Regions from separate parts of the Mus musculus genome. Here all the other regions are linked to region 2. The links are chromatin loops, found by intact Hi-C in ENCODE. Cell type or tissue: heart. All regions are shown on one strand. Each heading gives the region's core, and the rest is flanking DNA. Links, peaks and the distances in the headings are about the cores only. Region 1 holds the start of Fcnb (ficolin B). Region 2 has its middle 13 kb from the start of Gm13373. Region 3 overlaps Col5a1 (collagen, type V, alpha 1).

Evidence for each region. Hi-C counts contacts between places; a loop is a spot of excess contacts. Peaks named below come from ENCODE experiments on the same cell type or tissue, not always from the same donor. Only the 100,000 strongest peaks of a DNase experiment are listed, where the experiment ranks them.
Region 1: it touches region 2 in a loop (2.0-fold over the local background); 3 of 42 quality-filtered maps call a loop at or near these places.
Region 3: a loop joins it to region 2, with 11 times the contacts of the local background. A loop is called at or near these places in 13 of 42 quality-filtered maps.

What each region holds. Positions count from the first base shown.
Region 1 is chr2:28,079,795-28,090,085 of GRCm38, reverse strand. Fcnb (ficolin B) reads left to right here and starts at 5,208. Exons shown (of 9, transcript NM_010190.1): 1 at 5,208-5,295; 2 at 7,067-7,180; 3 at 9,137-9,190; 4 at 9,465-9,500; 5 at 10,153-10,185. The coding sequence starts at 5,229. In heart, for the core only: a CTCF peak has its summit at 3,763 (motif pointing left); no DNase peak of the experiment used is centred there.
Region 2 is chr2:28,412,624-28,422,914 of GRCm38, reverse strand. No RefSeq gene overlaps it. Among named protein-coding and RNA genes, the nearest start is that of Gm13373, 13 kb to the right of the region's middle. In heart, for the core only: a CTCF peak has its summit at 4,640 (motif pointing right); a DNase peak (open chromatin) is centred at 4,644; H3K27me3 peaks cover 1,404 bases.
Region 3 is chr2:27,979,658-27,989,948 of GRCm38, reverse strand. Col5a1 (collagen, type V, alpha 1) reads right to left here. Exons shown (of 66, transcript NM_015734.2): 26 at 9,433-9,477; 27 at 8,859-8,912; 28 at 4,856-4,900; 29 at 3,175-3,228; 30 at 703-810. Among named protein-coding and RNA genes, the nearest start is that of Gm13372, 48 kb to the left of the region's middle. In heart, for the core only: a CTCF peak has its summit at 5,881 (motif pointing left); a DNase peak (open chromatin) is centred at 5,859; H3K27ac peaks cover 2,438 bases.

The DNA.
Region 1 (10,291 bases), core at 2,546-5,045, 330 kb after region 2:
AGCTATTGGGAGATTCTGTTCCACAAATACAAGGTGGCGGCAGCAAGGTGGCTCAGTGGGCAAAGGTACTTGTCACCAAGCCTAACAACCTGACTACAGTCCTAGGCCCCCGTGGAAGAAGGAAAGAATCAACCAACATCCACAAGTTGTCTTCTGGGTACCATAGGAACAATATGGTGTGTGAATGCACAGACACTCAGACACACAGACACACACACACATACACAGACACACAGACAGACACACACACACACACACACACACACACACAGACACAGACACACACACGCACACACACACACACACACACACACACACACACACCTACAGTGTCTAAGGATCCTCGGCTTGGTCCTTGGGGCCTTCAGGAGGCCTTTTTATCTGCTTCTTCCCCAGTCCCTTTACTCTTTAACAGCTTTATTAAGACAGAATCCACACACCAGGGAATCCATCCATTTGAAGTGTTCAATTCAGTGGGGTTTCCTTCTTACCTTTTGCACTCACGTGCTGTCAGCACATTTTACAATTTCATAATAATTTAGAAAATGTTCATCAACTGAAAGGCACCCTAGACCCTTAACTGGTCTTTCTCTTGCCTCCCTCTGTCTTGCCCCAGGCTCTGACATCTGTACCTTCTCTGAATCTGCCTGTTCTGGGGGGGAGGGGAGGGAGGGGCTTGTACAGTGTGGCCTGGCTCTCTTTCTGCAAGCTCATGCACAGTGTGGAATAGGCCAGAACTTTGCTCTTTTGTATAGCGGATGACATATGACACCATCCAAATAGGATGGTGTGTGCTCTGCTCGTTCTCCCACCAGCCGAGGGACACGGAACAGCTTCCATCTTCGGAGCCTTGTGACCTTACAGATGTGAACTGACAGATGTGTGGATGTGGAAATCTTCATTCTTTTCTGGTCTTCACTTGGGGGTCAAAGTGCTGGGTCTTGTGACAACTCTTGGGTGTTCTCCACAACAACTGCTTGATGTCTGCCTACTTCCTGAACTTCAGACTGTGGTGTTTGTCTGCAGAGGCAAAGGAGAAGAAAACGCCCAGGGCTTTCCTTAGGACTCAACCAGGCAGCATCTCAGTGGTGCAGGGGATGGGGAGCCAGGGTTCAGGACCCCTGAGCTGAAGGGTCCTACACCAGGGACAATGGAATAGAAAGATCTCGAGGTTTTTAATGCTGCACCACCAGAGTCAGGCCCCTGCAGATAGGAGTCTGTGGAGGGACAGAAAAAGGGGATTTGGCTACTTGGGAACATAGAGATGGAGGAAGTACAATTAAATCCACAAGAAGAAAGGGTGAAGTGAGTGTCTTAAGGCTAACGCGATGGGGCCCCACAGATATGAACACATAGACTTGGTGGTTCAGATACTTGACTTCTTTTCCTCCCTAACAGGAATTATCCCAAATTTGGGGTCAAGAAGACCTCCAGCCCTTTTTCTTGGTCTCTGAACTTGGCAGATGCCCATTGTAGCACGGTAGGGTTGAAAGTAAATGTCCTCACAGGAGACATAGCTGTCACCACTGGAAAACCAAATAGAGAAGTTGGGAAAGAAGAGTCAGGGGTCCCCGGATCTGTGATGAGGAGGTCCCGGGAGCTCCTAAACTTCTGGACATCCAGACACCACTGAGTCATGGAGAGTTGGGAATGGAGTTGGGGGCCCAAGGCCTGGGGATGATGACAAACCAGGGGTTGAGAGAATGGGAAATGCCAGATTAGCTCATCGGAAAAAGTCCCTATCTTAGTGGCGGTTGTCTGGAAGCACAGAGGGGCTTTCTGTGGGAGACTTAGGCAGTGTGGCTCGGTAGGCAAAGGCTTTCTCCGTGCTCCCCACAGCAGTTCTTGATGAAAGAGACATCCTTGGTTCCAAACTCTTTGTTCTTTTTGGAAAATGGGTGCATACCAACCCCTCAGGGTGGAGCAGAAATTAGATGCCTTTTGCAGGGAGAAATGTCCGGAAAGAGACACTTATTGGTTAAATCCTCAGGGCCTCTAGATACCTCATTAGCATGGAGAACTCCGTTCTGGGCTACATGAACGTGGGGAGTGTGGTCACGTGTTCTGGGCCAGGAATCTCGTAGGGAGCAGGGAGCCTGGGTGCTGGGATCTGGGGTCCACTCAACCTTGCCAAGTTTCCTGGCATGGTCTACTGTCCCACACTTGCCTGGCATTTTTAATCTGTTTCTTTAGTGCTTGGTTGTGAGTCAATTCCAGCAAGCTGCTGTTCCAGGCTTCCCTAGTGTGAACCCCTGTGACAGGTGGGCCTCTTGTTCTAGCGTGTCCCAGCATCTTCTTGCTGAGCATAGATGAGCTACCGTGGCTGGATGCTGAGTTCACTGGTCACGGAGAATTGTGGACACGATGCCAAGTGGCTTTCAGATGTGTTTGTACTAGGTGCATCCTCCATGACAATGGGTGAAGGTCCCTACTTCTTGACAAAATCCTGCATGTTTCTAGAAGTGAGCTTTTCCCCCTGGCATTCTCAGAGGCTGAGAATACAATGTAGGAATGCTGAGGGCTAGCTCACCCTACTCCTAGGGTGGAGCCCTTCTGGATCCCAAACCTGAACTCTTCCCAGCCCTTGGCTCTGACCGCTGTCTAGCAGCTTTTGAGTTTGGCAAATTCTCATGGTCAAAAGAAGCCAGAAGCCTTTTTTTTTTCTTTCTTTCTTCAAGATTTATGCTTCCAGAGCTTAGCAGTTGTGGTTGTGCCTTCATTATGTTTTGTCTCCAGTAGGATTGACAATCCTGAATATCCAGACTGCTGTTACCAGAGGTCAGTGGTTCTCATGCAGCCAAATTTCAAGTACTTGAATGTGACAGAACCTGGCTTTATTTGTCTCTTTTGTGTCACTGACAAACTGCAGAATAGGTGATTTGTTATGGCTCATGACTCTGGGCACGCAAACTCCATGGTCTCCATCTAGTGATGGCCATCTTGCTGGCACTCTTCGTGTATGTTTTTATATATATGAGTGTACGTGTGTATACAGGTGTGCATGTATGCTTATGTATATACATGCATCAGTGAATGTACATATATGTACATACTGTGTCTATATTTATGCCTATACATATGTGCACATGTTCATGTGCTCATTCATATTGTGTGTATAAGCATGAAGGTATATGTACTCAAACATTTGCAAGCATGTGGGTGTGTGGATTTGCACATGCATGTGTCCTGGTCATCTCTCTTCCGATAGAGCCACCAGGATTGATCATGGAGTCTACTCCCTGGCATCTTCACTGTGTGTTTTGAATGAGATGTCCCCCAATAGTCTTGGGCATTTGAATACTTGCTCAGCAGCTGTGGAGTGGTTTGGGCAGGATTATGCCACTGGGAGTGGCTTTGAGGCTTTGGAAGCCTCCTGCCATCTCCAGTGCCCTCTCTCTGCTTCCTGTTTGCCTGCCATTGAGATGTGAGCGCTCAACTCTGACTGCCTTTCACCTGCTGCCTCTGATCCACCATTCTGAGTTCTAACCCTCTGGAATTGTAAGCCCCAAATAAACACTTTCTTCTATCAACTGTCCTGGTTGTGACCTTTTATCACAGCAATAGAAAAGTAACCAAAACACGTATTTAGTCACAGCTGCCCTCCAGAGGCCGTAACTCCAAACACTACAGAGGAGTTCAATTCCTACAATCGTCCTATCACAAGGGGAGTTACATTTCCATGTTTGAACCACGGCATCAACATTCTGCGTTGTCGTAAGCCACATCTCAGTAGCAATCCCCATTACAGGACTGTACTGGTGACATCTCCCTCTGGCGGCCGTGCAGAAGGAGCAGTGGCAGCTAAGGCAGCTGCCATTTGGGTTCAAAGACTTATTCCCTGTCTCTGTCTTGACAAAGCCCCTGGTGAATATCCATCTTGAACCGACTAGCTGGCACAGAGAGGCTTGCCTGGCTGAGCCTTGAGCCTGCCTGGCCTGGCTCCGCAGTTCTGGGAGACTCAGAAAAGACCTGCTCCCGCTTGCTCAACAGTGCAGTCTGGAGCTGTGCACCACACTTGGTAATGATGTGCCTGCAGGTATCCCAAAGTTTTGCTAGGTTTATTTTTTTTTAACTATTTTTTTTATTCTTAGTGAGTTTAACATCACACACCCCAATCCCATTCATCTACTTCCACATTCCTTTGTATCTGCCCTTGCAACCTTCCCTGCAAAAGAAAACAAACAAACAAACAAAACAGAGCATAGCATAGAAAACATCTTGTCGTGGAAGCAGCAGCTTTGGATCTGTAGGAGCGGCCCTTACACAGGCTCCAGGAGTTCAGAGGTAGATGTTGTGGTAAGTCAACTCAAAACCCTGGATCTAGGCCTGTGCAGTAGCTGAGTTGGTCAGCCCACCATTTGCTAGGTTTCTTATCTGGCTGTCCCTGTGTCTATCCTCCTGTCGCCAACAGTGTGGCCGTGACCTACTCAGCACTCTGTTCCCACCACCCACCTTTGTCACCCTCTGACTCAAAGTGATGACCTCAGATGTCCACACCTTTCAGCTGAACAACTACTGCCAGTTTAGGCCGAGCATGCAGGGTACAGTGCTCAAAAGACAGAATTTAGCTTGAAGGTGGAAGGTGAGGGTTGAGGGGGTGAGACATGTCTTCTCCTGTGGGTGTCTTGAGCAGCCCCTGACTGGCTGGAGCTCACACAAACTGGCGTTCACTGGAGCTCACACAAACTGGCGTTCAGTGTCTGATCCTTGCAGGCTATGGAACTTCAGTCCTATAAATGCAAGGTAAGTTCTTCCACCTTGTTAGCCGGTAATGACAAGGTACAAACAGTCTTGGGATGTCAAGACTCCCCCTCCATCAAATCCCCAATTACCAGCTCATTCTGGACTATCCTAGGGTCCTTCCTCCAGAATCCCACCTAACCACAAGACACAATGTAGAGTATGATGAAAAATAGGAAGGGAATGTGGAACTCCCAAGTATGTTTGACTTAAGCCACCAGCAAGGCAGGCCTTTTGCAAACAGAGGTGCCTCTAGACCTGGCTCAGATGCCTCTGCAGGGGAAGTGAACCTCCAAAGGCCTCCCTGGAAGAACAGACATACCCTTGGGACTATTTTAGGTCTCTTGTGCAACCAGAGGCCTCCAGGAAGTGACTATCTCCTGGGGATTGGGACATTGGAGCCCAAGGTGGGGATATGGAGTTCCTGCCCTATAAGAGCAGAGTGTCTCTGCAAAGCTATAGAGGGGGTTGGGAGCCGACCAGTTGCCATGGCCCTGGGATCTGCTGCACTATTCGTCTTGACCCTGACTGTCCATGCGGCTGGCACATGCCCAGGTGAGAAGGACTCTAAGTCCCTGAGAGCAGGTTAACTACCCACTCAGTGCCTTCTAGTGTCCCTGTGCCCACCTCTTCTGAGAAGCTCCTGTCAGCTCAGTGTCACCCTCTGAGGACAGACTCTGAGCAGCTAGCACTGGCTCAGGTGGAGACTCTGTGGGCCTGTGATGCTGACCCTGAGGCCTTCAGCCTGACCCTAGGAACTTCACAGACGAAGATGACACCTATGTTTTCCACCTTCTTAGGGACTTTGGAGAGAGATGCTAGGATCCTCTACTTTGTGGCTGCCACATCCCCTTGGTAACTTTGGTAAAGATGCATCCCAGAGTCTCCTGGTACATATGGGCAAGGATTTGGGGTTGGAGAATATTCCTGATCAGCTCTGCTCTGATATCCCCTGGGGATATTACTCCTAAGCACAGGGCAACTGTCTCAAGTGGTGACATGGTTAGAGAAGGGACTAAAACAGCAAGACACAGCCCACCCACTGCAGGGGAAAGAGCCCAGCAGGGAAACTGGACAGGGAAACACCTACGAGGTCTCAACCCTACACAAAGAGCTCCAGGCAGCTAAGGAATGCTGGGAGCCAGAGAGGTGGTCCTTTCCATCAATTGATTGTCTAGTGCTGTACTGTGAGCCCTGTAAACATACTCACAAGTAACATTATATGGGCTCAACAGGTTATATTTGGGAATTTATATGTATATAAATATACATATATTATATGTGTATGAATAAACAATAACAATTTATGAAAAACAAGGCCATGAATTTGAGCATGGAGTTTGGGAGGATTTGGAGGATTTGGAGAAAGGGAAGGGAGAGTTGTCATAATTATAATCCCCCCAAACCAAACCAAATAAAAAACAAAAACAAAAACCTGGTAAGAAGCATACCAAAGATAGTTCTCTGGTCTCCAAAGTGAACCCTGCCCTAGTCTGATATTTCAAGTGTTCTTCTGCAGAGATATGAATTTCACAAATTAACAATATTTTACAAAATGTAGCAACTTCTGTTGGGTTCCAGCTGTGCCTTGGAGCATGCATGTCCCCTCCCCTAGAAGACCTCTTGTAGTCCATGGTCAACCCTCATGAGTTGGAGGAAAAAAAAAATGTTACATTAACTCAGTTTCCTAGCAAGATTGACTCTTGTTTTTCCATAACCATTTCCAAAGCCCTCTCTAAATTCTAGAATGACGGCAAGACTTTAATTTTCATTCTCAAGTTGAGTCCTTGCTACAGCCCTATTCTCTAAGAAAACATATTTTTAAGTGTGTGTGGCTGTTTTGCCTGTATGTATGTGTGTGCACCATTTGCATGCCTGGTATCTGCAGAAGCCAGAAGAGGGCATCAGATCCTCTGGAACTGGAGTTACAGACAGTTGTAAGGTACCATGTGGGTGCTGGGGATCAAACCTGCAACCTCTGCAGAAGTAAGTGCTCTTAACCCCTGAGCTTTAGTTCCTACAACTGAGTGGGGCTGAGGAGGCAGACACGGGGGCGGGGTTTGGGTGATCTGTCAAATGACAGCACTGGTAACTGGAGAGCTCATTCCCAAGCAGTCCCACTCCCACCGGATACAGATCTGTCCTGCATGCCCCTCCCATCTGCCCAGCTCCCCAAGGCAATGATGGGCCCATCTCCATCACAGGAAGACCTGACTTCTGCCGATTCTGTCCACAGCCCTCTGCCTGACATGGCTGAGCTGGCAGTTGCTCTCAAGGCAGGTGGCATATGATGCTAGTACCAACTGATGCTTGTGTTGTTCTGCAGAACTGAAGGTCCTAGATCTGGAAGGCTACAAGCAGCTCACCATCCTTCAAGGTTGCCCTGGCTTGCCTGGAGCTGCAGGGCCCAAGGGAGAGGCAGGTGCCAAAGGAGATAGAGGTGTGTGCTGGGGAAGGAGGGGATATGGAAGGGGGCAGTAATGGTGGAGGGGTCCAGAGTCACATTACTGTCCGGAAAGGACACCTCGGGCCCTCCGTGACACCAGATGCCTTGACAGAATGGCCAGTGACAAAAACAAGGTCCAACTAGTCTGAAAGGCCCAGGAGGGCTTCTCTGGACCACCTTACTTAGGTGCTTCAGGCGTGCTTTTCAGCCCCGCCCCCTGGTCCCCTATCTATGTTTGCTCCACTTGGCCACTGTAAGACATCTAGGAAACAGACACTTTCACAGCCCCACCTGAAAGCTGGGCTGTGGCTTTCTTCCTCACCTGCCTCACATAATAGAGCAGAGGCTTAAAACGACCAGCCTCTTCCTGAGCTGGCCCTCCAGTGAAGAGTGGGGCAGCCTCCATATGGGATCTGCTGCAGGGTACAGTCACTAGGACACAGAACCACAACATTAGCACTTGTGGAGACCTCAAGCATACTTGTTCTCGCCAAGTGGGGACCGTGGTTGGTACCTATGTCTCCTGAGCCAGATGTGCCCTGGGGTTCAGCAGGAGAGCCCCTTGCTTGAAGGTACTCCAGCCTGGCAATGATTTGGTGGGGACAGAACAAAGCTGGACACCTCTGTGAGAAGATGCCAGGCTTGAAGCCAATGTGGGTGGTCCCAGACTGTGTCTCACTTGCCTTCTCACCACTGTGATCCCAGTAAGGGGAGAGATATCTGTCTCCAGAGCCCCATTGAGGGACCTGGGAGAAGAGGTTGTCCCATGGCCAGGATGAGATAGCCAGCAATGGGAGAGAGGTGTTGCTTTGGATCTCACTGCCCTAGATCTAAATTGCTACCAGCTTGCATTGCTAACTTGACTCAAGGGGAGAACTAGTGTGCCCCGGGCACTGTATTGTCAGTAGGCCTGCAGAGGTGTTCTTCCAGTGACATTGCTTCTCCTGACCCTCATATCCATCTGTAGAGGATAGACAGATCCACTCCACCTTTGGGCACACCCGACAATGAAAGCTTGGAGCCTACAAGCTCCTGCAGAGACCAGTAGTGCTGTGCTGGGGCCAGAGTGGCGCCTGAGATCAGAACTTGCAAGGAGGACCTTGTAGTCACCTCACAGCTTCCATTGAGGTAGGAGACATCTTAGTCGGGGCATCCATTGCTGTAATGGAACACCATGACCAACAGCAATTTGGGAAGAAAGGGTTTATCTCATCTCCCAGCTTGTAGTCAGTCATCCAGAGAAGTCAGGGCAGGAACTCCAGGTAGGAACCTGGAGGCCATGAAGAAACTCTGCTTTCTGGTGCACTTCTCAAAGCTTCCTCTACCTGTCTTCTTGGCTCCCAGGAACACCAACCCAGGAGTGGTACCAACCACTAATCAAGAAATGCCCCATGGGCTTGCCCACAAGCCAATCCAGTGGGGGTATTTTCTCAATCGATGTCCTCACTTTCCAAATGACTCTAGCCTGTGTCAAGTTGACATAAAAACTATCCAGCACAGGTTCTTTGGGCATGATACAGCCTCAGCTTTCTTCATGAACACTGTGTGAAAGGTTTGTCCTCTCCTTGTAGAGACCTAGTAGGACAGCATCTCTGAAGACATGTCTCCCACTGTAAAGACGCTGTGGCCTAGGCCTGGACCACTCAGCTTGGACAAAGGAGCAAACAAAAGCTTAGTAACTGCGTGACCTAGTGTGCAGTCATGGGTTAGGCTATACCTCCCCCTCACACACTGAATCTTTCCCAGTCACAGGTAGGGTATACCTCACCCCTGTGTCCTCCTCAGCCATAGATAGGCTATACCCTACCCTCTGCACCCTCCTCAGTGAGACTAGCTATAGTCCTAGAGATCACTATGGCCAGCATGACAGGGTCAGGAGTTTGCCACCTAGGCAAAGACCTTCTAGGGGAATAATGGTGGATGCATTGCTCAGGAAGTATGGTTTTACAGGAGAGAGTGGCCTTCCTGGAATTCCTGGAAAAGAAGGACCAACTGGACCCAAAGGTAACAACTTGGCAGACAGCTGAGGGATGCTAGATCTGGCACCTCAACTGTCCATAAAGACACAGGGATTAGAGAAAGAGATGGGGAGGGATTGCCCAAACCGGGCCTCAGTGTCTCTTCCCTGAAGGCTGCATGGGTTCTCTGTCCCCTACCCCTGGTTTCCACCTCCCCAGTTGACCCTAACCAGTGCCTGCCTTGGGTGGCTAGCCCCATTTGGTGGGTCTCCTGATTGACCAGATGATCTGGGCACCAGTATCGTGTTCTCTTGCCTCAGGAAACCAAGGAGAAAAAGGAATACGTGGAGAAAAAGGTGAGTCTCTGTATTGTGTCTTGGGGAGGTGTGCGCAGCTCTGTGTAGAGAAATTTCTTCCATGCCCAGACATACCTAGGGAGAGGGGCCTCAGCCTGAGGTCCTATTGTCTGGGCAGTGGGTAGAGTAGGTGGCAGGGGCCAGGATATTCAAACCCTGAGGCTCACATTCTAGAACCTGTAAGTGGTCTGTCTGAGTGGTTAGCAAAGCTGACTTGAATTCTTTTCTAATTGAAGCTTATTTTTTTTAATTATGAAACTTTAAGACATAATCTCATGCTTTCTTTATAATCAAGGGGGCTCTACCTGAGTTTTGAATGCCAAGGACATCCCTCACCCACAAGGCCTCCTGGGTAGACACTTTGGCAGAGCATAGTCTAAGCGCACTTGGAGCAAAGCATTCTGGGAGCAAAGAGGGGCTACCCACTCTTTTTGGTACACAAGGCCTCAAGATGGGTGCTGTCAGGGACAGTGCTTACCACAGCTGTGGAGGGAAAGCCAGGCAGCTGGAATGTGTACTCCAGGAGGAGGGCCTAGGCGAGTCCTGGAATTATTCAGCTCAATTATCATGTATTTGCAGGGTTGTAGGGACCAATAGGGATGTAGTTGATGACCTCACACTTATGACCAGTGTCTTTTCTCTCCCCACACAGGAGACTCTGGGCCCTCTCAGTCATGTGCTACAGGTGACCACATTGCCTATCCTGTCCCTATATAAATGTTCTCTGTCCCTGTGTTCACTTCAGGCCCTTGCTGTGTGACTTTGTGCTTGTTGCTCACCTTCTCTGAGCA
Region 2 (10,291 bases), core at 3,203-5,702:
GTGAACCAGGGAGGAGGCAGGACTCTCCCCTAACAGAGGTGGGTGCCTATTGGGGCACATGGTCCAGCTTGGGTTGCTGATATAATGGAGACGACAGCTGAGTGGCAGCTATTGACTGGTGGACCTGCTCAAATTCTCCACTTACCTGAACCCACCCCAGGGGGAGCCCCTCCAAGCACTGACCACCTCCAAAAACACAAGGCCTCATTGTCCCGCTGGTGGAAGCAGCCTCAGCTCACTAGGGGGAGGAACAGAGATGTCACTACAGAGCGGGTAGAAGGTCAGAGATATTGGCATCCTCAGTGTCACCACCCCTACCAGCAGCCATGTTGGGGTATGGCTTCATGTTAATTCTCTCTCTCTCTCTCTCTCTCTCTCTCTCTCTCTCTCTCTCTCTCTCTGTGTGTGTGTGTGCGTGCATGTGTAGGCTAGAGGTCAACACTGGTTGTCATCCTTAATCAGTCTCCACTGTATGTTTCTTTAGTTTGAGTCAGGGTCTTACTAGCCTGTAACTCATTATATAGACGTGGCTAATCTCCAACTCATAGAGATATGCTGTTTCTATCTCCCCCCGGGTGTTGGGATTAAAGGCAAATGCCATTATGCCAGGACCCACCTTATTAAACTTAAATATTTAGCTTTATTTATTTATTTGTTTGTTTATTTTGTTTATGAGTGTTTGCCTGCGTATGTGTAATATATACAGATGTGGCACATGCATACCCCATGCCTGTGGAAGCCAGAAGGTGTCAGATGCTCTGGAATTAGTGTTCCAGATGGTGCGAGCCACTATATAGTTCCTGGAGACTGACCCTGGGTGTCTGTGAGACCAAACGCTTTTAGCTACTAACTCATTTCCAGGCTGGCCAGCGAGCCGGGTCCTCCCCTGTCTCTGGTCCTCCCAGCCTGGGACACAGATGTGTGTCACAGCATCTGACTTTTTATTCTACCTCATGTCCTCCAGCTTCCAAGCACTTTACTAGCCCTTTACTGACCGAGCTATCTTCCTAGCCCTTCATACTATCTTTAGGGAAGAAACACTCTGCCACGGGTGTCTCAGGGCCCAAAGGGGTTACTCTGAGTGGCGAGACTCAAAGCCCTCCTGGTGAACCCCTCACAGTTCACCGGCAGGGCCCTGATGCTTATAGGGTGGAAGAATGGGTGTGGGGCAGGCTGAAAACAAACCAGAAACCCCATTCCTTACTAACTAGACTTTGGCACCATGGTGCCTGACCCAGTGACTTATGTCTAATACAGACACGTGGAAATCTAACTCCTAATGACCCATAGGGCCTGAATTAGTGTCCTTTCTGTTGCTGTGATAAAGCACCGTGAGCAAAGACAGCTTAAGGGAGAGTTCATTTTGGCCTCTGGTTCCAGCAGGTTAGATGTCTATGACGACAGGAGAGGCATGGCAGCAGAAGCAGGAAGCTGAGAAATGAGATCTCAGAAGCACGCTGGAAGCAGAGAGAGTGACCCGCAAGTGAGCTGAGGCTGTAAACCCTCAGAGCGTGTGCCCAGTGATGTGCTTCTCCCAGCAAGGCTCTGAGCACATCCTGCAGGTTTCATAACTTCCCCCAAACATCTCCACTAACCAAGGACCACGTGCTCAGATACACGAGCCTGTGGGTGACATTCTCATCCAAGCTGTCACAGAGCCTCAACCCAAGTGACCACTTCCAAGAAAGACAACGTGCATGGTGAAATCTACAGCTCAATGAGACCATGAGGGTTGGGGCTCCCTTTTAGTTGGGTTCTGAGGATTGAACTCAGGTTGTCAGGCTTGGCTGCAAGCTCTCTTAACCGCTCAGACATCTCTCCAGCCCCCACCTGGCTAGCTTTTATTTTCGTTCTAGCTCTGTGGACATTTCTTTCATTTATTTATTTATTTACTTATTTATTTATCTATCTATTGAGTGTGTCTGTCTGTCCGTCCGCCTGTCTGTCTGTCTGTCTGTTTTTGACTGTGCCACAGTAAGTATGTGGAGGTCAAAGGACAACCTTTAGGAATTGGGTTTCTTTTCCTACATAGTCCTGGGTATCATCCAGGCCTGGGGGAGTACTGGGCAAGGTTAGAGGCTGTCTCTAATGAGCACTTTGCCCTCCCATGGACATGATAATTGTGCAGAGAGGGAGCTAAGGTCTCAAGCAGCCTAAGCTAGCCTTGAACTCACTGTGTAGCTGCGTTCGCCTTGAACTCCTGATCTTCTGCCTCTATTTCCCAAGTGTGGAGGTTACAGGCTTGCACCGCTACGGCTGTATATGTGGTACTGGGATGGAGCTTAAGGCCCGTACATTTTATGCATGCTTGGCAAGTGCTCTTGCAGCTTAGTTTTATCTCCAGGCTGGCTTTTCCTTCTCAGCTCTAGGGCTGAGCCCAGGGCCTTGTTCATGAGAGGCGAACACTCTACCACTGAGCTAGGCTCAGGTTTAACTTTTTAATTTGAAACAGAAAATCCCAAAGCTGGCTTTCAACTCCTTCTGTAGTCCAAGCAGGACCAAAATTTGTGATCCAACTGCCCCACCTTGAGTATCTGAGATTATAGGCCTGCACTACCAGGCCCAGTGAGAGTCTCACTTGTAAACAGGTGTATTACCTATTTTTTTTTTTTTTTATCCTGGTGACTCTTTAGCTTCTCCTGTGCCCACCCTGTACGTGAGATCATTGTCTCACCTCACTGTGGTCCTTGTCCTACTTCTGGCGTTTTGGTAAACCTGGTCCCAGTGGATCCAGGCCTTCCCAGCAGGCTCCAGGAACAGGCCTTGCAGGAATGCTGGTGCCACTGGGCACAGGGAGGAGAATGACCAGCAGGGGGCAGCAGCGTGCTTCCTTTGATTTCTCAAATACTTAAAAACAACCAGTCAGTCATCCCACCAGCCCTTGGGAGCCTAGCAGGGTAGGCTCTGGGATGAGCACAGGATCTCTCTCTCTCTCTCTCTCTCTCTCTCTCTCTCTCTCTCTCTGTCCCTCCCTGTTCTTTGTTCCGATATGGCTTCTTAAAACCTGCACCCACTGAGGTTCCCTGGCTTCCATTATCCGACTCTGGTAAAGGAAGGGAGGTGTCCAGGTTCCGAGGTAGCCACTGGTCATATACTCCAGAATGTGGGAAGGGAGGCTGGTTGGAATAAAGATGGTTGTTTAGATGTCTGTGCTTGGTTCCAAGCTGTTAGAAGGAAAAAAAAACCAACTGCAAACAAACAACATAATAAGTTTCCCGTTGGCCAGTGTTGTAGATACCCTGGTTCCAGAACTACATTAGTAGAATGAGTTTTCTGGGCTCCTTTCGCTTTCTGGAAGTGCTAGGTATAGTGTTATAGGACAGGCACACCTAGAGAATCAGCTTTGCAAAGACCATTCCAATCTGCCCTGCAAAGTTGGTTGTCGAGTCTCCCCAAGGACAGCGAGGCTCTCTGTGGTTCTCATGGGTGCTCCTGGGGTTCAGTAGGTTGGGGGTACACCTTGTCTTCCTGAACATTCTGCTTCCCACTCCACAGCCTACTTGTGAGCAGCTCTTGATGCTGTGGTGAGAGAAGGGGTGTGTGTCTCAACTCTGTCCCTGATGACCAGGGGCAGAACTTGTTCCCAGACCTCTGCTCCAGAAGTGGAAGTCTTGTTTCAGGGGGGGGGGGTCACTGCAAGGGTCACCTGTCCTCTGAGGCTGCCGGCCAAAGCCAGGCTGTTGTCACTCACTGGGTTCTGCTCTGAACAGGCAAAGATCCTGGAGGAAAACTGAGGCAGGCCAGGTGCTTCAGGCTGCTGTTACGTCACAAAGATGGCTCTGCTAAGTGATATCCTGGTCCCTTGGCTGTGGACCTAACACCAAGGCTCCATCTTGTTCCTTCTGCCCTTCCTGCTCCATACCATCTCTGCTCCCTCCTCCTGGCTGGACTCTCCCCAGGTTATACCCACAGCCTAGCCTGGCACATCCTGTGCCTTCCTGTGGCCTTGTGAACTGGTAACTTCAGTGGCCCCACAATCACAGAGCTCTGCAGAGTTCCTGCATTGGCCATTGCCCCCCTCCCCCAGCTTAGAGAGACTAGACTCCTATCTCCTCTCGGATCTTGCTCCTGGGACTGCAACCCTGGCTCCTGGCTCCAACTCGCCAAGATGGAGGGATTCACTTCCCTCTAGAGTCCCTGCCTCCCTTCTCCTCCTCCCCCATCCCAGGTTGTATCCAACTCTCGGCTGCCTAAGTCAGTCCCAGCTGCCTCTAGCTCATCAGTTTGGCTACTGCAACCTCTTCTCAGGCCTCTGAAGCTCTGGGCAGTTTCAGGAGAGTGACTCTGCTGGTCCTCTGTCCTGCCTAGCTGAGGAGGGAAGCTCAGACAAGAGCCCAGTGTGTGGATCTCTCCAAAGTAGCACTGGCTGCCCCAGAAAAGCCTTAGCACAAAGAAAAACACAGACAGTTTGTGAAAGGTGAACTCTGGGTCTTGAGCTCCACCATGTTAGAGACAGGGACCCTCACAGCCAGGAGGCTTCCGACTGTCTGTTAGGCAGGTGTCTTTCTTCTTTTCACTTTTCCTTAGGGACAGCACCAGGTTTCCATTTTCAGCCTCATGCCTTTTTGCCTCTGGGCCCCAGGATGGCTGGAGGGGTGGTGCCAGGATGGACAGAAAGTGCTTGTCAGCCTGCAGCCATCCACCAGGGGGTGCTGTGAGCTTATCTATAATGGTTAGTGCCAAGTAGCTGGTGTCTAGCTAGTTATTGACTGGTGGCTGGTGACTTAGGGAGGCAGGTTGCAGAGCTCTGGGACTGCAGTGCTGTCCGTGTCAGAGGAATAAGGAGCTTCACAGGCCTCAGCCTGTGTGGGGCCTGGGTACTTCTCCTGCTGCAGCTTGGGGTGGGCACGGATATGTATTGGGCAACCACTGGGCACAGAGCAGGGGCCTGCAACCTGGAGACAGAGGTCCAGTTCAGTGCTATTCACTGAGTGCCTTTGGTGGGTTCTTCAGCCTCTGGTCTGGTGTCCTGGCCTCTCCACTGTCCTGTAGTAAAGTTCCACCTTAGTTGGAAAGCTTTCTGGTCATTATGGGTTGTACCATTTGGGGGCTGTTTGGGAGGTGTGGCGGTCACCTTGCATGTCTCACTGTACTTGGCTGGTCCCTCAGCCAAGGGGCAGCCTGAGGGTCAGCTCTGATGGGGCTGAGAGTAGTCTCATGAGATCCAGGCCAGAAGGGGCTCAGTGAAGGTGGATGGGCCAGAGAGGTGGACAAGGGTCTCCATATGGAGTCTGCCATCTTAAGGCAGGAAGGACATGTGAATTTCAAGGGTGCAGGAAAGGCAGGAGATAACCTGCAGCTTGGAGGGGTAGATGGAGCAATGTGGGTAAGGCAGGCAGTGGGGTCCTCCTGAGACAGGTCAGGGTAGGCCAGGATGAGGGCACACCTACAGGACAGGCCTAGAGCAGGAGTCTCCATCACCCTGTGGCTGTTCACAGCTTTTCCTGACATAAGACTCAGGTCTGGAGAGGTCAGGAGGGCCTTGACTAAGTAAGAGAGGGAGGGATGGGAAAGGGTGACACAGAGAGACTGAGAGACACATCACACATGTGCATATATGTGCATATGCACACACACTCACAAACAGACACATACACAGACACAAGTACATAGACACAGACATACACACAAATGCACACATACACACACACACATATACACAGACAGACACACACAGATGCATATACACAGACACACACACACAAACACACATACATACACACATATACACACATGCACACACAGGCACACACAAACATATACACACACAGACACACACACAAACACACACACAGACATACACACAGAAACACAGACACAGACACACAAACAGACACATACATAGACATACACACACAAACATACATACATACACAGATGCACACACACGCAGACACACATACAGACACTCATACACACACAACACACACACACACACACACACACACTCACGAGTCTATCTTGGCCCTCCAACCCTCTCCACACAGTCAGTATGAGGACTCAGCAAATATCAAGTGCCTGGCCCCTCCATCCTGCCCTAGGAACTCATGGCTTCAGGCACTCTGAGACCTGACTTGGCCTTCAAGGCATGCCATGGTCTATCTGGAGGGTTTGCAGGACCCCATGTCCCTTTTTTGTTTCATCCTTGTCTGATGGCCTCTCCTGGTACCTGTGCTTCACCAGGCAGGGCCCCGCCCTGTGGCCTCATTCTGGCTATAGAGCTCATTGTGCACAGCTTGTGTTTTCTGTCACCCAGGGTGGGGGAAGCAGCTTTGCCCTTTGTCTATTGGAGCCCAGAATTCCTCTGGTTTCAGTGCATAGAACTGGGGTCTAAGTGAAAGAGGAGGTAGAAAGATGCTAAGAGCCAACCAGATGTGGCTGATGACTCCACAGGACTGTCCTGCAGACACAACAGGACTGATGGACATATGGACACACAGAGACTGCACACAAGGACACACAGAGACTGCTTACACAAGTTCAAGCTAGATGGGGTCCCAGCACCGAGAGAGCCAGTGACCACAGGCTCCCAGCCCTAATTAAGAAGCTGTCTGCAACTGATACTTACTGGAAAAGGGAAAACCAGTTTTTCCGCAGTGGAGTGTTACTGGGTATATCAACCACACTCCAGGGCAGGACCGTGCACAGGATTTTTTTTTTTTTAATTTTGTTTCATTTTGGCATTTTTACTTCATTTGTTTTATTTTGGTTTTGTTTTATGCTTTTGTTTTGCTTTGCTTTGTTTTGAGAGAGAGAGAGGGAGAGAGAGAGAGAATATAAAGATGGGTGGATAGAATCTGGGAGGAGCTAAGAGAGGGAAAACATCAAAATAGACTGTATGAAAAAGATTTTAAAGGAAAAGAGAAGTGTTTGTTGACAGACTGGATGAAGTTGATCCCCAGTTCTTGCTGTGTCCCTGGGTTCTTATCTGCCTGTGACCTGTCCACAGGCAGGGCTTGGCCCAGTGCCCACACATAGCAGCCAACAAATGTAAGTGATATTGTTGTTGTTCCTATGATTATCGGTGACACTTGGGACTCTGATACAGTGTGCTGACCGGGGCAGGCTGTCATCCCTATCAGCCCCGAAGAAGCACTCTGGGGTGGTGGGGAGCTTCACCCACAAGCACCGGTCAGCATCACATTGGACAGAGTATGGCAAACTGCCAGTGGCCTTGGGATGAGCCATAGCCCCACCCCCAAGGGCCTACCACACTGCCCCCAAGCCATGTGTACACTTCTCTTTGCAAATTGACTTGGCACTAGGCATGCTGGAATGAGGCCGTGCCTGGCTCTCCTGCTGTGCTGGACTCCTTCCGAATGAAAGACAAATGTATTTTAATTTGTTCCAACTTGACACGGAACCCCCTACCCCTCCCCCTTGAGAAACTGGGTCACTAAGCAGAGAATTCTATAGCTGGCGCCAACTTATATTCTTGCTCACGAAACAGCCTTTGTTCCTTTTGCAACACAGGGAGGTTCTGGTGCTGTCTCTCTGGATGTGTGGGCATGAACGCAGAGAGGTCTAGAAATGTTGGGTTTGCTGAACAGAACAGACCGTGCTGAGTGGGCTCGGAAGGGGTCCTCTCCATTGCTCCTCTAGAGAAGGTGCTGGGAGGGCCCAGCGAGGGGAAGGCGCTGCCTCTGGGCCACACAGCAGCAGCTACTGACGCACTAAGCATTAGGAAGGCTGCCTGTACCCACCTCAGTCATGTGGCATTAGGAAGGCTGCCTGTACCCACCTCAGTCATGTGGCGTTTCCCAGGGCTTCACTCAGCTGGATGCAGAGGCCTCCCTTACCTATAAAATAAAGGGAACACAAGGTTGGTAGAATGGGGATGTTGTGTCCAGATGCCACAGGTTTTTAGGGTAGGTTTTTGGTACTGCAGGTCTGAGATGCCAGGAGCACTCAAGGCCAAGACCTGGACTACTCGGCCTCCTTGGGTAGTGGGCATCTGGGTCCCTCTGAATCGGTGTGTGCCAACTCTGCAGATGATGGCAAAGGTTGGTGCTGGCCGTGCATGTGACGCTGTTTGGATGCCTTTGGTGATGCTGAGTCTGATCACATAGACACCTTGGACTCCATACTCTGGGCAAGTCACTGATGGGACCACGACCTCATGTCAGCCTCAGTTTCTCCATGTGCAAGTTGAAGCAATGATAACCTGATTGAAAGTCTTGTGTGGGACTCGCATGAGTAGGATTACATAGGGAGGAGACATGTCTGGCTGTCAAATCTATCTGCATGTGAGGAAGGACAGACAGAAATGTGTGGGCTCCGGTGGGGGATGGGCTGTGATCACAGAAGGTGATCCTGAGTTGTCTGAAGCCGGGCATTGCTTGGCATTTGTGTTGTTGGGTTTTCCCAGAGGGAGAGGGCAATAGAGCCTCAGAAGGTCAGGGGTGTCATCCAGGTAGGGACACTTCCTGCTCTGGGTTCTTCACTTCTGGACACTGTGGGCTGGGCCCTCCTGGGCTGTGGTTGGGTTGGAATTAGAGAGTGTGCAGCTGGAAGCAGCCCAAACCTCAATTTCTATTTCTGATGAGATTTCCCTGGCCAGCACCTTAATGAAGCCAGGGCTGCTGGGGCTTCTGGGAAGTGCACATGGGCTTAATTACTCCTGTCTTGCTCTGCTTGGCAAATAGTCCACCTCCCTGGGCTTCCTGTTCTCACACCTCCAACCTTGGATCTAAGCCCAGGTCCTGCCCTGTCCCGGTCCTCCTCTTCGTCCACTGTCCTTCCATTTGTGTGCCAAGCACATAATCTATGTCTACCCAACTATCTAACCCTGCATCATCCTCTGTCTATCCATCCATTCATGCCACCTGGGTGTTCATCCACTCAGTTCCATTCATGGGTGTACCCATCCATATTGTCCATTGTCCACTCATCTGCTACCCACATATTTAGCAATCCATTTACCCATCCATCCATCCATCCATCCATCCATCCACATCATCCATGTACTCATTTATTCATCCATCTGTCCATCCATTTACTCATCCATGCACCCATGCATCCATGCATCCTCTCGTTTATTCTTCCACTCACCCACCATTTACCCATCCTTTATCTATCCATCTATCATCCATCCTTCCACTTATCTATCTACCCACCCAACACATGTATCCATCCATCCATCCAGCCATCCATCCATCCATCCATCCATCCATCAATCTGCTCATCCATCCATGCTCCCATCCACCCACTTGCTACGTATCTAGCCATTTGCATATATCTATATATATCTCTATATATCCACAAGCTATTCATTTAGTCATCCATTCATCCATCCACCCATGTAACCTGCAGCTTGTCCACCATCATCTATCCATCTATCCACAGATCTATCTACCTTGTCACTGACACATCAACTTATTTATCTATCTACTTATCTGTCCATCCATCCATCCACGCATCCATCCTCTTATTTTAGAAACACTTTTCTAAGACTGGCTGGTTGGGAAAAGATCCTAAGGGGTAAAAGCCCTGGGGCTTCAGCTCTCCCATAGGAACAGTCTGCTGAGTGAAAGTGGCTAGGGTCATCCATGTGAGGAAGGATCGACAGAGGGCAGGACAGGGTGTTGGGAGTCAGTGGGACTGTGCCGAGTGTAAGTTTGAATGTAATCTTCCTAGAGGCCAGGGTGGCACTGAGAGGCTGGAAGCTCATCTCTTGTGCCAAACCCATCCTCCCATGGCATCTCCTGATCTGGTGCGGAGGAGATAGCACCAGGAGAAGTCTGCGTCTGCCGCCCACATGGGGGTGGTGCCACCAGCCTTCCCACGAGCCATCTGCCTCGTCCTTTCCTTCCCCAAGCTTGCTGCAGCCCACAGGCTGCCTGGCTCCTGGAACAGTTGCCAGCTGCACATGTGGGCCTGGATTCCTGCCCCATGCTGTGCCCAGCCAGCACTTGCTCTCATGGACTGGTAGGGATTGGGTCTGCCTGGGGGCTGTGGCATGACCATTGTGATACTCCCAAGGCACAGAGCTTTACAGTTACAGGAGCTTTTATGTTCAGTACAGTGGTCAGTTCTTGGGACTGTTTTGAAGATGGCAACTTCGGGGCTCATTGCTGCTTCTGGGAAGTGGAAACTGAGCCCCAGCAGTGGCCACTCCAACGTGGCTCAGATTTGCGGGCAGGGGAAGGGCTGAGATAGTACCTGCAGCAGGTTACCTTCATCCTCGTCCCGCAGGGAGCCCCGGAGGGCAAGAGCTGCACATAGTGAAAGTGCTGGTCACAAGTGGGTGTGGCTTCAGCTTGTGTAGTGTAGTATCCAGGGAGTCTCAGAG
Region 3 (10,291 bases), core at 4,346-6,845, 430 kb after region 2:
GCTAGGGCAGGTTGGAAGGGTAGGGTTGGTGTACAGAGGCAGCTGCATCTCCCCGGGAACTGAGTGGGTCTCTAAGCCCTCAGGAAGTAGGGTGTGTGGATCCTACCAGCATGCGTGGAAATCCAAACAAGCACCATGGGCACCATGGGCACCATGGGCAGGAAGAATATTCGTATCTGTGGGGGTTCTGAACACTCTGTAAGAGTTCTAGCCACAGGACCAGAGGGAATGGGAGGCTTAACCACTCCTTGAGTCCCCTCCTGCCCAGGTTTCTGGGGACCAGATGTAGGAGGCGCTGTTGTTACAGGGCAAGCTAGGACACAGGCACCTACCGGAGCCTCACGCACAAGCCATGATGTCAGGCTGTAGTGAGAACATTCTGTCACCCCCAGAGTGGAGGCAGGGTTTGATAGGGATGGGTGCTCGTGTGAGGCTCGGGTGAGATGCCCAAGCTTTGCCTATATTTGGTGGAAGACACTCCTCCAAGGTGTGCGGCGGTGGTGGGATGAGAAGGGGAACTTGGAACAGAATGAAGATCAAAGGGTACACGAACGCACGCGCACACATCGACTGGGAGAGGTGACGAAAGGCTAGGGGTTGTGGCATGGGCTATTCAGGAGTCCCACTACCCGTGTTGCACATAGGAGGGGCCATCTGGCACTCAGAAACCTCTAAGCATAATCTAGGATTGTAAGCACAAACCTTTTCCCCAGTGGGCCCCAGGGGACCAGGATCACCATTGGGACCACCTCGACCCTTTGGACCTTCAGGACCATCTTCTCCTCGGGGACCAGGTGGGCCGATTTCCCCCTGCAATCAGAAAAGAGGAGGTTAGGGTGATCCTTCCCAGGCTCCACCCCCAACTGACCCCTCCTACCACCTTGGAGTATGGCTATCAAACAGGCATGCTGTGCTTGCAGTGCAGCCTGAGCCGTATTCCCCTGGCCTCTCTTTGAAAACCAGTGGCAAATCCAAGGTGTAGCTGGACCGCTGTCAACCCTCTGCACCGAGTGCCACCATAGCTGCCATCTCTGCTTCCTGACTCCCCTGTCTAGGTAAGGGACTCCTGGCTAAAATAACTGGTTAGCAATAATGGCTGTGAATGGCTCTGCCCCTGTATTACTCTGGATTCTCTAAAGGAATAATAATCACTCCAGGACAAAGGACCTCAAAGACCTACCCAGGAATGTTCCTTAGCTGATCCAGACCCAACTGTCACAGTCCCCACATTCACCTTCTTCTGAAGCCTCAGGAGGCATCAAGGGGACCTCTCCCCAACTGGGAGTAAGCCAGCTATACCCACACCCGGGAGACCCAGAGACTTCATCCAGTGTCCTTAGTTGCAGGCATGAAGTCTATGCCTAAACCAAGAGGGACTTCAACCCACTCGGGCCGCAGAAGCACTGTGCTCATCTCCAAATAGCATCTCTGGAGCTCCCGGCAACTGATGCCTGAGTCCTCCAGTGACTACCTGCTTCCAAGAGCAGCTGCAGACAGATGGATGGCCCTCACATCAAAACAGACTGCTCAGAGACAAGTGACATCCGAGCTCTTGAGCACCAACTGCAGGGCTAAGAAGCCCTCCCCCTGTCCTTGGGAGGCACTCCTATAGCCCATTAATCCTTTAGGTAGTCACATCTGAGCACCCACAGAAAGCCCAGAGCAAAGCTCTGTTTGTAGAGAAAGCAAACCATAGCACCTGCTTCCCTAGCTCACCGTCATCTACTGAAAACTGATCTGTGCTCCCAGGAAGTGTCTTTTGTGTGATTCGCTATGTCTGTCTGTCTGTCTGTCTACCTATCAACTCCTATCTCCCATTTCTAAATCATCTCCAACTAGTCTCTTTATAAACACCAAACTGGCTGCAAACCCATATCTATCCTCCTGCCTCTGTCTCCTGCCACTGATTATTGGCATGCACCACCACACATGCCTCAGTTAAGTGAACTCTAATGGTCTGTGCCAGGTCAGCAGAAAGAGGGAGTCAAAGGGACTTCTGCCCCTCAGCCAGAGGCACTGAGAATCCTTCACTTGGAGGAGACCGGGAGCAGTCACCATCAGTGGCAGCATAAGAGAACACCAAGTCCCTTTTATATTCTTCTCTTCTGACAGACAAGCAGGTGGCTTCAGACATTCCCCATCGGGTTGTGGCAAAGTGTCAAGTATATAGGCCCTCTTGTTCTGGGATGTTGGGCAAAGGTGCTTTCAGGGCCTGCTATGAAGATAATTATACAAGCAGACAACAGGCCAGAATTAACAGATAGACGGCACTCAGGTGTGTGCAACAGCTGGGCTACCAGGCGCACAGTGTGTCACCTTCTGTCAGGCTCTGAGTTATTCTGAAGATGTGGGGAAACTTCTCAGCAGGAGCTAATAGGCGACTTTATAGATCAGCTCCTAGAAGCCGCCCTCAGTGTCACTGTTAACCCCTGGTTCATTGTGCTTGCTGTGCTGGGCAGTAGTACCCTCCCCAACCCCTGACCTGAGCAAGCCACACCCTTTTCTGTACCAACAGCTTTCCCTGGAGCTGGGACGGACAATGTATCAGAAAACAGCCAGGCTGTGGGGGGCTTCACCCATGGCCCAGCAGCAGACACCAGAGTGTTTGGGCTGTGGGCTTCACCCATGGCAGAGCAGCAGAGGGCAGGGTGTTGGGCTTGTATGGGCTTCAAATGTGACTTGGGTGCATCCAGGAGATGAGCAAACCCTCAGGAGGGTTGCAGGAGGGACTGCAGATCCTCAACAGCGCATAGTTCTGCTAGCCATCCACTACACCTTGGACAGGGGCTTGCTTATGGGCCTGCCTGGAGTGTTTCCACCCAGTCTTTCCTCTTCATCCTCTGAAATCAAATTTCTCTGTAATCCAGGGTCCCCAGTCCTCACTAAGGCACCTGTCCAACACTCAGGGTAGAGTGACAGTAGCCACAGCTGTCCTTGGAGTTAACACAGGTGAGAGCAACCCCGGCTTTGGAGTGGAGACTGAGGAGCAGGCTAGAGAGCACTGCACAGAGGCCCTGGGCTCCAGACATTCTGTCCTCAGACCAGGATTTTGCAGAAGTGTTTGTCTCCCTTCTGATAAGCTGCTCTGTGGTCCCGAATACCCGAAGCTTTCATGCAGGTCCCCAAACTCACTCTGCTTGTCCCTGGCCCAAATCCTAGGCCCAGGACACTCACCCGGTCACCCTTTATTCCCATGTCGCCTTTAAACCCAGGGAAGCCGTCTTCACCCTGAACAGAAACAAAGAAAACATCAGTCTACAGAGAACTCCACTCCACCACACTACTGTCCACTCACAATGGGCCTGCACAACACGGAGCCCCAGCCCAGGACAGGAGCAGGAGAGCTGCCCAGGGAGGAAACATACAGCCTGCACAGAAGGAGGCCTGCATACCACAGGCCTTTACCCATCCCTTAGACCTGCTACAGTACGCACAATGTATTAAACCCACAGATCCTCGGGCACCCCTCTCCCTAGAGCCCTCTTAATCTGCCTTCCTGGGTCGTTTGGAACAGCCCAGGAACTTCCCTGGTAAGGCACCATCATCAGGTAACCCAGTCATATCCTTCCAAGTATGTAACGGGACACATCCTGTCTCGTGAAGACAAACAAGACAAGATAAAGTAATAAAGCCGAGGCTCTGGAAACCATCCTCAGAAGGACCGTCCAGTAGTAAAGTGTCCCAAAAGAATGGGAAATCTGGGACAGAGGGCTTGGAAAGAGTCCTTCTGAGGAGCAAGTGGGCATCTGCTCCTAAGAGAACTCGCTTTTTCCCTAAACCCCTATGAGGTCCATGTATGTATGTTCTTGGCTGAATTGTTCAAAAGACAAACCCATTCTCCTGATCCTGCAGAAGGAGATCTAGGATTCTACTCTATCAGGGAGAGGTGCTCTAGAAATAGTGGAAAATGGAAGACCTTTTGGCCTGATCTTCCCAAAGGGTGGCCAGGTGGTTAGCACCCTGAAGTTCAAGGTAGACCACACAGGCTCTACCTTGAGATGTCCCCAACCATAGCCCTTAAAGCAGTCTTTAGAGAATAGTTTTCAGGCTATCAGATCAGTCAGTAATGGAGGCAAAAAACTGTCCACAGGTACCCAGTGAGAAGCAATGTATACCTTCCAAGCATAAGCAGATGCGGGTGTCAGGTCTGTTCTCATAGCCTTTAGATTCCACAGGGAATGCCACAGCCTGACACAAAGGGCAACCACACCCAGTAGTTACAGCCAATAGGATGGAGCTCAAATGGTCGGATCCCATCCAAATGCCAGGCCTCTTACCACCAAATGGAGGGACAGAAGTGGCTGGCTGCTGCACAGTTCCACAAGGCTCGGGATATCTCTTCTGCCAGGGGTACTGGGCACTCTGACTATGTGATTCAGGGTGTCATTATTTAGCTTTGTATTAACCAAGATGATCCACATAGGCCTGATATACAGCCTTGAACATGGCAGGCAGTACCACATTCTACATTGTGGCTTATATGCTAAGTGTCACCGGGCTGCACGTGCCTTCACATGCCTTGGCTCTAAGCCTGAGACTGGACTGTAAAACTAGATAGACTCTGTGTAGGAATTCTGGGCCTCTCAGGTGAGAACTGACTACCATGAGGACTGTTGCCTGCAAAGGACCCGCAGGGAGAGACTTGGGGGACGAAGGTATGTGGATACAGCCATGTGGCCACCCTAGGGCCTCCTAGGTAGATGCTCTGGGCCAGCCCAGGAGATGCTGACAGTGTCATGATCCCCAGTCTCCTTTAGGACCAGGACGGCATCAATTCCCCTCCACATTCGGAGGCAACCCCATTGAGTCCTGTACCACACTGAGACAGCCCACCCTCAAGGGGATAGATTCTTACCTTCTCCCCCTTGGTGCCCTTCAGACCTCGGATGCCATCTGCCCCCTGTGCAAGCAAGAATAGAGAGTGATCACAAACACGCACAGCCCAAGAGGGAACAGCTCCCACAGGCAGTATGGACCAGCCTTAGATGAGTCCTCATCCAACATACCTCCATCTCTGGAGGGAGGGGTACTTCCTGTTCTCTCATTGATTGACAGGAGCTCATGTGAGGCCCCCACTGTCCTTAACTCCTACCCTGGCCTCTGCACAAACATCCATACTTTCCCCTGCCCAAATTACTCAAAGGCCTGATATTGCCTTTCTAACGGCCCAAAGCCCTGCCAACAGTTTCCCAGGCTAGCATGCCTGCCTGTTCTAGGAAGAGTCCCCCAATCCTGCAGCTAGGAAAAACTCAATGCAGGCCGGCGAGTTAAGATCCTGACCCTTTCTGTGGCCTCTGAAGATGTCCCAGACTTCTGCATGCCTGTTTTCTTATCTGGAAGTGGATTGACAAGGACTCTAGCCTATCTCTACTGTTTGAAAAAGGGTGATCTGAAAGTCCTCAGGGCAGTGCCCTGTGCATACTGGACATCCAGTAGAAAAATGCTGTGCACTGGCTGTTTGTGTTAATTCTGCATTATCATTGAAAGGTGACATGGTATTGCACCAACTAATGTCACAATGAGTATGGCTGGCCTCAGCCCAGGGTGGACATGGAATCCCTGTTAGACACAGCTCTAAGGACACACAGCAGGCCCCCTTTCTTCTATTATCAATGGTCCCAGTCCCTCTGTTGTCAGAGGCGAAGTCATAAAACCTAGTAACAGATGGAGCCACAGCTTAACCGCCCATGCCTTCTGACCTTGGGCTCCTGAGAGGGGTGACATTTACCTACATGGACTCACTGTTGACTCCAGGAGTTGCCTCAAGCCACCTCTGCCTAGGACCGCAGAGGAGTCACAAGGCTCAGTTTCTTCATGATTGAGGCTGCAGCCTGGGCCTGAGCCACCTTCTAGACCCAGGTGCCACCAGCTGCCCTCTGCTGGCCAGAGATCCACATAGGCTTGGTAGTTCCGAGGTTGGGGCTGGGAAGAGCTTTAGAAAGAAGCTCTTTGGAATGGAGACATACAGACCCAGGAGTCAGGGCTGAGATCTGAGCTTTGACACAGGAAGGTAGGAGCTATAAGCCAGGTGGACAGGTACCCTGAGATCTCAACCACTGGAAGGAAGGAGGGCTTGGAGCATCAAGAGACAAGCCCATGGTTGACAACATCCTTACTCAGTATCCCATGATGCACAGCTTAGAATGAAGAATGGAGGGGCAAGAGGACAGCTGCTGAACAGGATGGATCTGGATAGCAGCTGGGTCAGAGCAGCTCTTGCTCACTCATCCCAACACCAAATAAATGGATGTGGGTTGACAGCATAGGTGCCCAGCCCATTAGGATCCTGGCCCTTGAAAGCAGCCATGGATGGAATGGCTCTAAGGAAGGAGTGCTGACTCTAGGGAGTCTGCTCTGTGCTTGCTCAAACCTGAGTCAATGTTGGGCAGCAAACTGAAAAATGAAGAGGAGCGTAGAGCAGACATGGAGATATCATGACATGTCTACACAGAGTCCGTGAGCAAGGCTTGCCACATGCACCTAAGTAACAGGAGTTGAAGAACATCTGTGGTCCAACAGATTCAGGAAGGTACAATGTGCCCTGTCTGGACAGCTGCCTTGGAACCAATGGTTTCTGGGCACTGTTTTTTGCCTGAGATGCCTTCTGGATATCTAGAAGTCTCCATAGGAGAGACCTAGAGCCCCACCCACCACACTCTTCCAGGCATCTCTGTGGTGGAGAGAAACATAAACAGAAGAACCCAGCAGAGATGATCTCTCAGGTTCAGGCCTGCTGACACAGACCTGCAAACCCAACTGCTCATGACCCTGAAGCTGACACAGACCTGCAAACTCAATGCTCATGACCCTGAAGCTGACACAGACCTGCAAACCCAACTGCTCATGACCCTGAAGCTGACACAGACCTGCAAACCCAACTGCTCATGACCCTGCAGCAGAAGGAGCATGAGTTTAAGACCAGACACCTAGGCAACTTAGTGAGATTCTTCCTCAAAACAACGATTAAAAATAAGGGGGTTATTTAGTTTGGTGGTAGAGTGCCCAGGGGATGTGGGCAAGCCCCGAGTTCAACTCTTGGTGGGAAGTAGGGGAGCGGGGTGAGAGAGGCTGTCTGCTCTTTCCACCTTATGAGGCTGCAGTGAGAAGAGCCAGGCTGTGAAGGAGAAAGCGACCCTAACCAAATGATGATCTGCTTGCACCTTGACCTTGAACTTCCAGTCTCTATTACAAAACCCTAGATTGTGGGATTTTTCTTATAGCAGACAGGCCATGAGAGAACCCCATCTTGGAAGAAGCCTGGGTAGGAAATAATCAGATCTCTCTACCCTAATGGTGACAGCTCCCACACCTACCTCTGCTGTGCCCGTGAGCCTGGCACTCATGAGGTGGCCAACACCACGTCAGTTCTCAAGAGCACACGGGGCAGTACTATCTCTTGCTCTTGTGAAAACTGTCTTAATGCTTGCTTCCCTCTCTGCTTCCAAGTCTTAACTGGATTGCTCATGTTCTGAGTGAATTTGAACCAGATCGATAGATAAGAGCATTCTCCATAAACATTTTAAAGTAAACACCTTTCAGCTTGCAGAGGAAGCCTTACGCAATTAGCCATGTATAGGAGCTGCCAAAGGCTTGGGGTAGGAGACAGAAATTTGTAAGATAAACACACGTAGAGCTCCTATAATCAGCGCTGCTGCTCAGTTATCTCCCTCCCAGCCTTCAGTAGGCACAGTGTCAGGAAAAGCAAGCTTCAGGAGGAACCTGACCTGCCTAAGGCTGCCATCTTCGAGAGGTCACTCTTGAAACTAGGATGTCAGGGTTTCTGAGGCACAGAAACAGGGCCATTTGGGTTCAAGTCTAGACGCGGGTACCATGTTTGGAGGGATTCCAGACAGTCTCTGAACACGGAGGTTGTGAGCTCCCCACCCTCCACAACCCAGGGCAGCTGTATACTTTGGGTCTGCATCAATGCTGGACAGAAAGTACCACAAGGTACATGGGTGGGGCAGCGGCCTGGGTCATGTTTATATAAATTCTTCAAACTGAAGTTGCTTTGTGGTGTGCTTCTGCATATATGCACACTCACAGGGGGGCACACCTCTGTTCCCCTTCATGTCAGTTTGAAGGAAGGGGCTGTTATCATTTTTGCCGGGTGCTGGGGTGGGGAAAGAGACTGGAGCTTTGAGATATTGCAAAGTCCCTGTATGGTGAAGGAAGAGACCCTGTCGATAAGACGCTCATCTTCTACACAGGAATGTGCCTTCGCCCCAGGAACCGTGGAACTCAAGATTAAATCATGCAGCTCAGAGCAAACTCAGTTAGTGCTGAAGGGACAAAGGGGACCTTGCTCTCAATATTGCTCTGGCACTCTGTGCCCCACTTAACAAGGTTCCAGGAATTTCTACCAGCAGAAACACGATTGTAAACAAATGGACATCTCTCACGAACCCTGCCTGCTGGGGATTTGAGAGGACATACTAGTCTTTTTCCTCTTCCAACATGCCAGTAGCTCAAAGGACTGTTTCTGAGCTTCCCTAGGCTGGCCATGCCCCTGCCTCACAAGATCCACATCCATGAAAGGCTCCAGAGGTCAGCCTGGTATGAACAAATGGTAAACACAAGAGGGTGGCCAGTACAGTGTCCCCACTTCTTCACAAGCTGTCTAGGAGGTAATCCCTCATCCTGTAGCAGTCTGTCCCCTAGCTGGCAGGCAAGATCCTCACCTGCTCAGACATGCTGTCTGAGGTCCCAGCATGTGCATACTGAACTGGGGAACTAGGCTACTCTAGAGTGCCTGGAGCAGGGCTTAACAACAGAGAAGCTGCCAGGAACCAGCCAGGGACATACATCCTTCCCACCTTGACTTCTATGAAGACCCAGAGCTGCAGAGTCCCTCTTACCTTGACTCCTCGTGGACCGGGGTAGCCAATGGGACCCTGGGGGCCAGGAGGACCCTAAGATCAAAGTGAAAGAACATTAGCTATTTTCAGGTGTGAGTACCTGGGCAACCACTGTGGGACCCTAGCCTTGTGGGAGATGCAGGAGGCCCTGCCTTGTGGTCCTCACTGGTACTGATGCTGATGATGGAGGTAGTGGGTGATGCCTTTCAAAAAGCAAAAATATCTGAGGACAGTCAGATGCTGTGTCCAGCTTCAGGAGGCCCAGAGGGATTGGGGGGAGTTGTTGCTATGTAATATAAGGAAACATAGCCCTGGGTCAAGAAAAAACAGGGTCATTGAAATAACATGTCTCCCTCCTGGGGACCTTGAGGTGAGACACTTTTCAGCTGAGGGGAACAAGGGTATCCTGTCTAGGGAGATGGCATCCTTCAGTAGTCAAAAGCCCTTTCCCATGACTGACTGAAGCTTACAGTCCAGGCACTGCCTCTCCCTCACCCCATGCCCCCAGACCCCATTGGTCTTAGGAGACCAATACAGAGACTGGCTGCTGAGGCAGGGTGCTGTGGGTACCCACCTGGCCTCCTTTCTCTCCTGGAGGACCTTCTTTTCCAGGGTGCCCCTGTCACAATAGAGAAGGTCTTCATTAGTTAGCCACCTGCTCAGAAAGAGGCCTTCTACCTTAGCAGTATTTATGTCCCAACCCCCCAGCTCTGCCCTCTTCACAGAATGAACCCACAGGATAATGAACTTAGACAAGACTTCTGGATCCTGACTTCCAGGACCAGCAAGGGCCACACAATGTCTGCCAAACACAGCAACTGGCTGTTTGGGGAAACTAAGGGCAGGCAGTTAGAGCAGAAAGAAGGCCATCTTGTCACCTGACTGAGTGCCTCAGCACTTCAAATTGCTTCAGTCACATCCCAGAGGGTCCCTGAGTCCAGAGAAACTGAGCAAAGATGAGAGGTGGCCCTGCAGAGGTACCTGTGTCCTCTGACCGTGTCTCACCTACCTGTGCCTGGACTAATTACATCCTCCACAATACAGCAGAGGCTCTGCTGGAGCAGGCTGACCCTGTGGTTAGAGCCTCAGGGAGAGAGGAAAGCAAAAAGGCAGTGCTCACTTATGAACATGCACTCTGGCCCCCACCTTTTCCAGGTGATGGAGAGGGGCTCAAGTCTACCTTGGATACATTGAAACTATCGTGCATGCTTGAGCAAGTCTTCTGTGCTCTCTAGGCCCATTCTCCCTCAGGTGAGCATTGGAAAGATAAACCCTTGCTCTAGCTTGAGTGGGTCTGGGGCTCTGTCTCTGAGGGGAAGAACCCAGCATGTGCTCCATTGTTTCCTGTGGTTGAATAATTGATTTTATAAAGCTCCTAACAAGTGAATTGGGACACAAAGTTCCCATGTGGGAGTCCAGTGACCTTGGAGGGA